2 separate regions of the Mus musculus genome follow, and region 2 is linked to region 1. The links are chromatin contacts, found by Hi-C or POLR2A ChIA-PET in ENCODE. All regions are on one chromosome and are shown on one strand. Each heading gives the region's core, a stretch centred on a gene start or an enhancer-like site at or near the end of the contact. The rest is flanking DNA. Distances are from core to core; before and after follow the strand shown. Region 1 holds the start of Syne2 (spectrin repeat containing, nuclear envelope 2). Region 2 overlaps Syne2 (spectrin repeat containing, nuclear envelope 2).

What was found. Hi-C counts contacts between places; a loop is a spot of excess contacts on that map. ChIA-PET counts read pairs that join two places held with the same protein, here RNA polymerase II (POLR2A).
Region 2: a map of heart shows a loop between it and region 1 (2.7-fold over the local background). The contact joins the enhancer-like site here to the promoter of Syne2 in region 1. A Hi-C loop is called at or near these places in 8 of 37 maps with a recorded cell type or tissue (adrenal gland, gastrocnemius and heart). POLR2A ChIA-PET finds 5 or more read pairs at or near these places in 1 of 5 experiments (Patski).

The regions. Positions count from the first base shown.
Region 1 is chr12:75,815,465-75,820,810 of GRCm38, reverse strand. Syne2 (spectrin repeat containing, nuclear envelope 2) reads right to left here and starts at 2,493. Exons shown (of 116, transcript NM_001005510.2): 1 at 2,333-2,493. Gm40447 reads left to right here and starts at 1,183. Exons shown (of 7, transcript XM_011244246.1): 1 at 1,183-1,314; 2 at 1,460-2,902. The coding sequence starts at 1,183. The coding sequence ends at 2,728.
Region 2 is chr12:75,850,598-75,856,654 of GRCm38, reverse strand. It overlaps Syne2 (spectrin repeat containing, nuclear envelope 2), which reads right to left. Exons shown (of 116, transcript NM_001005510.2): 2 at 2,508-2,634. The coding sequence starts at 2,586. Among named protein-coding and RNA genes, the nearest start is that of Gm40447, 34 kb to the right of the region's middle. Within about 2 kb of position 2,919, at least 1 of the 3 ENCODE cell types and tissues checked has a DNase peak (open chromatin) inside an H3K27ac peak, as active enhancers do; it is heart, where a contact is called at or near this core.

The sequences.
Region 1 (5,346 bases), core at 1,244-3,743:
TGAAGTCACGAGTTTAATCCTTAGTAGATAAGCAAATAAAGTACAAAGCGAGCTGTTAGTTTGATAATGTATTTTATTTTCCACCTACTTTCTCCAGTATATAAAGGAAGTGACCCCAGCTGCCTTGTCCACTCTAGAGTCCCCACACCTAGCACTCTATAGTCTCCCCAATGCCCTCACCTCTAGCACAATGCAACCTGCATACTCAATAAATACTTACGGATGAGCAAGATAACCACAGGCTATACGTACATTCACAATAAGCACCTCACGAATGACCACTTGTATTATTTGGGTCTCCCAGTGTCCAGCCCAGTGGTTGGCACATTGCAAGAGCCTATTGGCAGATATGAATGTTTGTGAAATTACTGGAAATCGCTACTTAGACACATGATGAGTCACAGCCAATAAATGATAAGTAGCTTTTCGTCCCTGGCAGTTGCTAGAATGGGACCTATTCTGCTTTGAATCCTCCAGTAAACTTTCACTGGTGCTACTGAGGGCACACAAGACTCAACCCCCTGTGACTCAGCCCTGTAAACACAGGCAGTATCCAGCAACACCATTAGCCCGAGTCCATTGAAACGCTAATAACATTTCTAAGTGGGTAAACTTACTCTTTTTTTTTAAAGAGAGAGACTCTTACTGTATCAGATAAGTTGATCCAAAGTGGTTTAATTTGGGATTTTTAAACATTCAAATAGAAGCTGTTAAATCATGAACTGGTGGCTGAAAGTTGTAATTCCAGCACCTGGGCTGGAATAAGGAGCTCAAAGCCAGGTTCAATTATGTAACAAATTCAAGGCTATCCTTGATTACCAGAGACCCTGTATCCAAACAAAACCAAATGGAAGAAGCTTTTTAACTCAACTAGGTAGGCAAAGACCAAAACCCTTCCAAGGTTTACTCATTTTTATCTTCGCCAGCGTCTTCACTAATAAAACTTTATGTGTATTACACCTGTTCCCACCACCCCGAGTGTGTGTGTGTGGGGGGGGGGGTGTTGCAGAGGAGGAGGCAGCTGACAGGCAGGACAGAGGCCACACAGTAGCCACCGCAGGGAAAGCCTTTGGAAGTCTTGAGAATTTTCCAGAAAGAAAACTGGAGCCCCAGTCATGCGTTGAAGCGTGTAAACACGTCAAAAATCCTAGGCCATAAAAACCGAATGCTCCTTCTCCCATGATGGCGTTTACTGGAACGGGAGCTGCGAGGAGGCCAGGTCTGCTTAACTGTGCCCCCACCCGAACATTCGAGCTCAGCCACAGAATTACCTCCAGCAAGAGCTTTGGGGGATGGAAACTTTTAGGGAAGCAGGTGGAGTTGCTTCAAATAAAACTTTTCAAACATTTGTTAAGTCCCACGGTTACTGAGAGCCTCCCCGGTTTGCCTCGAGCTACTACATGGTGCCTGTGCACAACCGCGCCTGCTGCCACTCCGTCCCGACGCTCCCTTCCACTAGGGGAGGGGAAAACAACTTTCGGAAATAAGGCGCGTCCACAAAGGCAAGTGTTACACTGGACTTCTCCACCTCCATCTCAGGCAGCGGCTCCTGTGGCCAGCAGCCCTGGATGCAATCCACGGGCCCCCTCCCACACTGGGCATCTTTTCAGACCTCAAGAGAGAGACCGTAAGGAGGACCAGGTGCTACCGTCAGACCCTAAAGGCAATTGTACAGACAACAAAGACCGCAAGCGATCAAAATGGAATTATAATCCCCGCGGTCCCAGCGCCCCCTCTCCGCCCGCCGAGACTCAGGGCCGCCGCGCCCGCCTCTTCTCTTCCAACGCAAGGGTCCCGCGTCCTGTCCACAGTGTGCGCCCCGGCTGCAGGTTCTCCGGTCCCCGGGGCTAGCCTCCCGCCGCCCGTGGTTTTGCAATCTCTGCGCCGCGGCTTCAGTGTTCTAACACCCGGTTCGAAATCTTTCCCGCCCAGGCGTGACGCGAGGAATGCAAACAATCAGCCGAGCGCGCCCGCCTGGACCGGGATAGGGGGACAGTGGGGAGTCCCGGGGCCGAGCTGGGTGCACCCGCGGGCCGGGCCCGGAGGTGACACAAAGAAGCCCGGGACACCAACGCCAATCGCTGGCGCTCGCCGCGATCCCCAGGGTGCCCCGCCCGCCGCTAAGTTTACAGCGCCCCGCGCGCCCCGCTGTCCCCTCCCGGGTGAAGTTTCCCACGGCCCAGCTGGGAGCCGGGCATCCAGAGACTCCCGTGGGCCCCCCGGGCTCCCCGCTGGGCTCTGGGGACTCCGCAGGGCTCGTGCCCGCCTCTTCCCCGCCCTCCCGCTCTCGCAGGGCGCTTTAGGGCGCGGAGCCCCCCGCGGCTGCGCTCACCGTTGTCTGCCCGGCCGGGAGGCGAGGGCCGGAGTTCGACCCGACCTACTCCGCGCCCCCCTCGCCTCGCTGCCTCGATGGCGCCCCTCGATCGCTCTCCCGCTCGCTCTTCCGTGCGGCCGAAGGCTTGCGGCGCAGCCGAGCGCGCTCCGCTCTGGACTGGAGGCTACAGACCACGCCCCGCGCCCTCCCGGCCCGCCCAGTCCCGCGCTCGCCGCCGCCCGGAGCAGCGCACTGGGGGCGGAGCCGCCTCCCTGCGGCCACCGCAACTTTCCCTCCGCCTTACAGACCCTTGCAGGTGGCGGGAGTGAGGAACTAACTCCGAACGCAGGTTCACGAGCCTCCGCCTCCGTGCCTACCCGCAGCTGGAGACAAAGGGGAGGCCGACTCTCCTAGAACACTTTTCAGGCGGGTTTCACTTCTTCACGGTGGGTGGATGCCTAGATCTACAAATCAGCGAGCCGACCGCGATCCGGTCCTTGAACCCAGGTGGAGCCTTAGAGAAACATGGACTTTTCATCGGCTTCTTAAGAGTGTCAGGAAGCCCAGACCTCGACCTCACCTACGGAGGTAAGATAAGGAGGTGCTTATTTAACAATGCAGATAAGTGACACCCCCCACCCTATTTCCCTGTCCCCCCCCCCCCCGCCCCGCGCGTGCCAGCCTGCAGGATGGGCTGAGGAGAGCCGCCTCAAACAACGACATTCAGGAGAAAGTGGGTCCCTGGGAATCTGTCCTGTAGGTGTCAGTTGGATTTTCCAGCAAATTACTCAATCCTGTGAACTCAGGATGACATCACCTGACTCCCACTCGCGTTTCGAGTCGCTGTTATAGTATTAAGACTCTTGAAGTCAGACACCAACGCATCACTTCACTGTTAAATCACAAAGAGGCAGTGGCCTGAGTTTCTATCGCAATCAAATTTAACTTCATGCAAGTCCCGCCTCATGCATATTGTGTAGCTGCAGAATCTTATCTGGATTGCTTAGTGCGCTACTGATGGCCCAAATTAAATGGTAAGGGTCGAAGATTAAAAGTTTGACGACAGTGGGTTCAGCTAATCCATGTTTCCGGGAAACGTAGGTTTTAATTCTATCCACACTCTCCTCTCTGCGAGTATTGAGGTGACACAAGTAAACTGTGAAAATACATGCTTTATTGTCTTTTTTCGCCGTACTATATCTGCATGGCATTTCTTGTATTCTAGGTTCACTCTGACCTTCCAAGTTCTTAGACTATTTGCTATGCATCCCGTAATGGCTTGGTGGGCGGAGCTCGAGGTGTGGTTCAGTGGGTAGCCTGCTTGCCTAGCTTTGATCCTCAGCACTTCATATAAACATGAAGTGATGGTGCCCACTTGTAATCCAACACTCAGGAGGTGGGGACAGGAGGATTGGGAAATCAAGGCTTGCCTCAGCCACATAGCAAGTCTGAGACCACGATGGGGTACAAAAGACTTTCTCAAAAAATATTTTTTCAAATATATATATTTCAAAATAAATATATAGAATTATATTATTTATCACATATTATATATGAATTATATGCTGTAGAATATATATATGTATTTATAGTTTGCAGCGTGATCTGCTTGTCAGAGTCCTAACAGTTGGAGCAGGAGCTGACTCTGACTCTTTTGCCTGCTTTTGGGACACTTTTTCTCCTACTGGGTTGTCTCATTCAGCCTTAATACAAGTGGAGGTGCCTAGTCTTATTGCAACTTGATATGCCATGTTTGGTTGGTATCCAAGGAAACCCTGACCTTTTTTAAGAGAAACACAGAGGAATAGTTACAGGCAGAGGGGAGATGGGGGAGGGACTGGGAGGAGAAGGGAGGAGGGGAGGGGAAATTGCAGTCAGGAATATATATATATATATATATATATATATATATATATATATATATATATTACATATACATATATACACATATATGCATATATGTGTCTCTCTATATATGGATACAACAATGTTCCATAAAACAAGAAGAGTCTTTCCTTTTTAATCACAGAGTCACTTTCTCTGAAATCACAGAGCCAGTGTCTAGAAGACTTCGGGGTTTGGCTTCAGGATTTATAGAACCACCTACAAAGCATAGCCTCTAATTGCTCTCTGGTCATTCTGTATTTGTTGCTTTCTTCACAGCAAATGTTACAGATCATCATGGCAGCCATGTCAGGAGAAACTGTGAGAAATAATTTCCTGATTACTGCTCCTTTCTAGGCATCCATGCTCTGCGCCCCTAGAGTGAGAGGATGGCTGGCCCAAATCCTGCTACAGCAGTCGAGAGCCTGGAATGTAATGTTTCAGAATGTTCTACAGTATTTCCAATTAGATCCTTCTAATTACCCGTGGTTTCTCTTGGCATACCAATTTGGATGTGAAATTAATAGCTACTTTAAATCTGAGAGTAAGATTGGTGGTGGGATCGCTAGAATAGATCCTCTTCGCTTTGAAGTGAAAATTAAAGCTGTAACGCTAAGCCGACCAAACAACCACACCTACATCATTTGTGCACAACAAGGAGCCTGTAAACAGAGCTCCTTTCCTTCCCTCTCTGGGAAAAATGATCAGTGAACCTGCCAGGCCTACTTCCTCCCAAGAAACCTACACCTCTGGAGTGCTGAGATTACAGGCATGAGCCACCACACCCAGATTTATATAGCACTAGGGACATAACCCAGGGCTTCGTCCTTGCCAGGCAAGTCATCTTCCAACTGGGCTGCATCGCTGGCTCTCTCTTCGCTTTTGTTTACATCAAAGTTCTGTATTTATTGGGAATGACTCACTGGTCTCAAGAACCCACCTGGAAGACTACAAATTGGAACCAGGGAGATAACTCAGTGGTGGCAGAGCACTTGCTTAGAATATATGAAGCCCTAGATTCAATCGCCAGTTCAGAAAGGGGCCAAACTGAAAGTACGTATGCGATCTGGCACACAAGCACTTTATGGTTTGCAGTGAGAACAGCTGAAGACATTCTGGTAGCACCAACACACTGAGGAGTAGGTAAA
Region 2 (6,057 bases), core at 1,670-4,169, 35 kb before region 1:
GCCATTCTACCCACTATCATGTCTCTATCTGCCTCTGACACAGGCTCTGAATGAAGAGGAAAGAAAATACACTTCCTCATACAACAGCCGCCGGCACCCCCATGTTACACAGAATCCCTGCCAGCAAATGCACAAAGACTAGGCTGTTTACATCACGGATAAAATCAAATGCTTTTTATAAAGCTTTACGTATTACTGTTGTAATATATGTGTGTCATACATGTGGAGGGGTCAAAGGACAACTTCATGGAGTCAGGTCTCTCCTTCCTCTGGATGCCAGAGATCAAACTCAGCTCACCAGGCTTGCTCTGCAATCGGGTAGCCACTGAGCCCTATTACCACCCCCTCAAATGCTTCTAAGACTTGGACCGGGCTGGTGAGATGGCTCAGTGGGTAAGAGCACCCGACTGCTCTTCCGAAGGTCAGGAGTTCAAATTCCAGCAACCACATGGTGGCTCACAACCATCCGTAACGAGATCTGACTCCCTCTTCTGTAGTGTCTGACGACAGCTACAGTGTACTTACATATAATAAATAAATAAATAAATAAATAAATAAATAAATAAATAAGACTTGGACCAAAAGCCTTCAGCTATGTTGTACTTATAATAAAAATAATCCTGTCTGCCTTTTTTCCCCAAGCAGGCAATAATTCTACTATGGTACCAAAGTAGCCTTCACAGGTATATGCAAGCTCTGTGTCCCTGACCTGCCTTCCCCTCTTCCTTTGTCAGTCTGGCAAGAAGAACCATCATAAAACTGCAGATAACATGGAGTCTAGCCTCGGAAAAATAATTCACTCCATGCGTTCTTTTCGTTCTGCGTGGGCAGTCTAGGTACGGAGTGTCCCTGGCTAATGGGATTGGATCCTGGCCAGAGTCAGGTTGATGATGCTATGATGTCACTCCACGTGTCCTATCCATGGAGCAAAGCATCCACACCTTTTACGTATGTTCCACAAGTGCACCATCCAGAGAATGTGGGCATCGCTTCCCCTAGCTAAACGACCCATTCTAGAAAACATATACCACACAATTTCTAGTAATTCGATAATTATTTTAAGCACCTTAGGAACCTGAAATCGCCTATGCACAATCTAGTATAAAATTCGCTATGCATGGAATGGAGTAAGTCTCCAACTTAAAAGCAGCTACAGAACAACCCTGAGCAGAATCCCCTCTGGTTCTTTAGCACAGCAGAGGCATGCAGTACAAAAGCCAGAGGCAAATCACAACTCAGCTGCTCGCCAGCTTGGGGACTCTGGTGACGTCTTCCAGCTCAGCACTCTGTTCACTGGGCTAGGGTCAAATGCCTCAGTATGCAAAGAACGGGGAAGCTATGCCCTCTATCTAAACCCCAGGAAGCTCGCTCTGTGGCAAGGAAGTGCTATGAAGTATAATAAACACAAATCTGCAAGGCCCCAGAGAGATAAAGGGGATGAAGAGGAGGAAGGGCTTATCTCAGGCTAGCAGGGCAGCCTGCAGAGGAGGCTGGGGCCAGCTGGACTTCTCCCAGTCTAGAGGGAGCAGCCCACTCAGAGCTCACAGGCGGGGAGGACCACGGTGCCTTAGGGAGATGTGGAGTTACCGGGAACTGGAGGGATGTGGTGGGAGAATCAGGTGAGCAGAGAGAACCCATGGGCCTCACCAAGGCTCACCCGCATGCGGTTGGAAGCCACTGAAGGCAGAGAGCAAAGCAGAAAACAGTAAACAGAACATTTCTGGTTTCATTCACACACACACACACACACACACACACACACACACACACACACCAAATTCAAGAACAACCAGGGCTATACATTGAATCCCTGTTTTGATAGATAAATAAATAAATAAATAAATAAATGAATAAAATGTGTGTGTGTATATATATATATATATATATATATATATATATATAGAGAGAGAGAGAGAGAGAGAGAGAGAGAGAGAGGAGTCTCATAAATGTTTCCAAATATTTTTCAGAGCTTCATTTCTATACTAGCTAGCTACAACACCAAACTTATCAATAAAGATGGATAGCTCACTAGCTGATGAATTTTCAGATAGGCAACAGCTATACCGCTAAGTGCACAGGAAACCCTCCCTTTTGCAAAGACTAGTTGTGGATTACATATGGGATTCACTTCATTGAAACCTCACCCATCCACAGTATCAAGGCTGTCCCCACCTATTCAGATAAAATACAGATGCAAGTCTCAAAGCTGCTGTGTAAAAAAGGACACAAAATAAATAGAAATAATGCCAAGCAAACCACGGCTAGCTTTTACATTTAGATTGCAAATAAAACACACACACATAAATATAATAAACCCAAGATAAACAATTCCTTCCAGGAATCCTTGGAAGCAGAGAGCTGTTCTAAGACACTCTCTCTAATACTGAATTTTCTTCTCCAGTTGGAAACTACAGCTAGGTTTTCCAGACCACAGGAGGCAGAGAAGCCAATGGGGCTCAGAATTAGAAGGGAATAGGTTTTCCATTCCCTTCCAAGTGCGAATTTACCTTGCAGTGAAAAGTGTAGATCATCAATGCCCAAGAAACCCTCTCCATCTTCCGTGGGCAGCACAGGGCTAGCGGCCATGCTTTGACTCAGTGGAGATTAGACTGCATCCATCTCAATTAAAGTGAACTGAAAGCAGAAAAGAGATAACATGCTCATTAATAACTCTGCAGCTCGGCAAGTCTGGTAAACATGCAGGAAACAGCAAAAGCCAAATCTACCCTCTCAAAGAGCAATGGCTCTCAAGGAGAGTTTCCTTCGTCCATGAGGAACAAAGTGACCACGCCTTCTTTTCGAATCATCATCAGGACTGTGCCCTGTGACCTATTCAGGCTCTTTGGCAGAACTCCAGAAGAACTGGCCTCGTGGGTTCTGTGCAAGTTATAAAAAGGCAAGCTACGCACTTCAAATCCAGAATGTAGCTTCCAGTAATGTAGCTAAGAGGAAAGAAAGTCAACAGTCACTGCTGTCTTTGGCCTTCAGTTCACAAGAGTTCTCTTTTTAAAAAAACTTTTAATTCCCTCTGTTCTTTCTCAGTTCCATAAATGGCCACGTACTGGAAACAGTAAGACCCGAGCCTGCACCGCCTGCAAAGCGAAACTAAAATCACAAACAAACAGAGTGACTATTTTGATGACTGTAATAATAATACTATTTTCCTAAGGATTTCTTCTTCTATACGTCTCTCTTAGCTGCACCTTGAGCCACTCTCTCTGGTAGTAGAGATTTGAAACAGGGCCTGACACATCGTCTCAGCATGCATTCTATCACCCAGCCTCTCCCCCTACTGAAGGAATTCTCCCAACAAAAGTAACTCACAACCATTAACCCTTTATTCACAACCATAACCCTTTTTTTTTAAAACCCAGTTGTGTCATGTATACAGGCATCACGGTCAATTTCTGCAGGATGACAGTGAAAGGCGAGTTCTCTCACAGAGATCACCAAATCACCAAAATCAAACTGACCAAACAGAAAACATGAAAACACTTCTGTGAGAAAGGAAATGGTGTAAAAGCTACTGTTAGAATCTGCATAGTGGAGCCCGGGGCATGGCTCAGGAGCAGCATTCTTACCTAGCATACAAGATGTCCTGGGCGCAATAGCCCAGACTCTAAAGAAAGGAAGACTCTGCATTCTAAATGTGTGCAAAATCCTCTAACTTTGATAGATGCTAACATTTTTTTCTTCATGAGAAAATGTTGGAGGGAAAACTAAAAAAAAAAAAAAAAAGTTTGAGGCTAGCAACTAATCAGTCATATTAAATATTAAACAAGCTAAAATATGCAAAGGACAGAAATCATTGCATGGTTCCAAGCCCTTTCCATCCTCTCTTTGGCAGTGTTTATTATCCAAATCCTGCCATCATATATTCATATTCATTCTCTCTGTCTCTCTCTCTCTCTCTCTGTTTCTCTCTGTGTGTGTCTCTCTCTGTCCCTGTCTCTCACTGTGTTAAAGATTTTACCTACCAAATACACTCTGTTAATAATTGATTTGTTTTTCTTCTCGGTTGAGATCAGTCAGGAACAGCCTGCGGTTACCACGCTGCTCGACTGAGTTGGTCCAGATTAACAAAAAGAAATACTGCTCATTAGTTCTCAAGGGCCAGGGCCCTGATAGCCACGGTGGCACAGGTATCCTCAGCCCTGTCACACAGCGAGGCCCTCCACACCCCTTCCCACATCCTAGGGCCCTCAAGGCCCAAACAAGTGCTATTTCATTTTAACAGCAGAAAAAGTGGATTCTAAATGAATTCCCTGATGGTGACCGCTGTTTCATGTTAGCTCTATTCTGTTTTTTAGGAAGAAGAAGGAATAACAGTGGTGTACACCTTTAATCTCAGTACTCTGGAGGCAGAGACAGATGGATCTCTGTGAGTTCCAGGCCAGCCTGGTCTACAGAGCTAGTTGTAGGATAGCCAAGGCTACACAGAGAAACCCGTCTTGAAAAACAATAAAGAATACAATAGCACCCACATTTTGACAGTTATTATCTGACACCGACATAGGCATTGCTTAAAGCAGTTTGCATATACAACTCTTTCTTTCCCTAGTGATCAATACCACAGGTGTGAGACAGAGCCAGGGTTATGATTTAAGTCCCTGAGGCTATTCATAAAAAAGAATAATGTCCTTCCTCAGGGACATTACAAAAACTTGGGTTAAAAATTAATATGGTAGCATTAAAGCTTCTGTAGAAAAGTGCGGAATCATGTCTTTATTTGTCGCATAGATTTACAGGGGGGTGGCAGAGGCTGGCAGATCTCTGTGAGTTCAAGGCCAGTGGGATCTACAAATCGAATTCTAGGATGGCAAGAGTTGTTGCACATAGAAGCCCCATCTTGAGGGAAAAAAAAAAAGCCACGTAAACCGATAGTCATATTTTTATAAGTAACATAAGTTATTTTTAAATGACTGTGGTCCGCTTATGCAATATATTTCAGAATGTCTGTGGTGGTTCTAAAACCTCAAAACATGAACAAAGTTCCCTTTATAAAGGCAATCTTGGCCTTTACTCTGGATTACAAAGGCTAGAATGTTTTCAACTACAGAAATGAGATCTGAAAAGAGTCGATTTCCAGTCAATGAAACTACACGTGGGTTTGATGTTTTTCATTATCGTTTAGATTATTAGGTTATCAGTGATAAACGCTTATTTCTACTATGGTAAAAATGTTCTTATTTTTATGGGAATGAAGCGTTGTATAGTCCACTGTCCATTCCGAGATCCACACAGGATCAGCCCTGTCCAAATGCATATAATGAGAAAATTAACAGAAATAACATTTGGAAAATTACAGGTGGGGTGGGGAGGGCTGTCTCTAGGCAGACCCCTGGAGTTCAGATGCCGCCCTTTTGATTGGTGAGCTCCAGGTTCAAAGACAGACCTGTCTCAAAAATAAATTGAAGAAAGAAGATGTCTGTGTCAGCCGCTGGGGTACACGTACACATGTACACACACACACACATCTTGAAAGTTTGTCCATTTTTTCTACACAATATTGCCCAAAACCTTTCTGTTATCTAAAGGGATTTTAGTTCTCTCTTATTAGATAACTTACTAACAATTGCTGTCTGACTAACAGACGCGGAAAAGTCTCAATGGAAGGCTAAGGCAGCTAGCCAATCTTCAGGGATGTCTCAGCTCAGGAGGGTGGAGAGGCAGGTTCCCAGGTGAATGGTGACTGAGATGCTAACATGTCCCCTAGGGCCACTCCCTGCTCCTATTCCCATTCTCCAGTTAGCTGTGGTCCTCCCAGGAACTGACTTCTCTCAGCTACTGCCCGATATTAAATTGGCTCTGTTTCCAAGCTCATGGCCAAACACTGCAGACACAATAGCAGTAAGTTTCTTCTTCTTTTTTTTTTTTTTTCTGATAACTTTTGGGTCGGTCAGTTGGTTTTGAGACTGGGTCTCATGATGTAGCCCTGTCTGGCCTGGAACTTGCTTTGTTGACCAGGCTGACCTTGAAGCAATCTTCCTGCCTCTGCCTGTCAAGTACTGAATGCACAATTGTACCCAGCCATTTTTTTCCCTAATAATTCTCCTA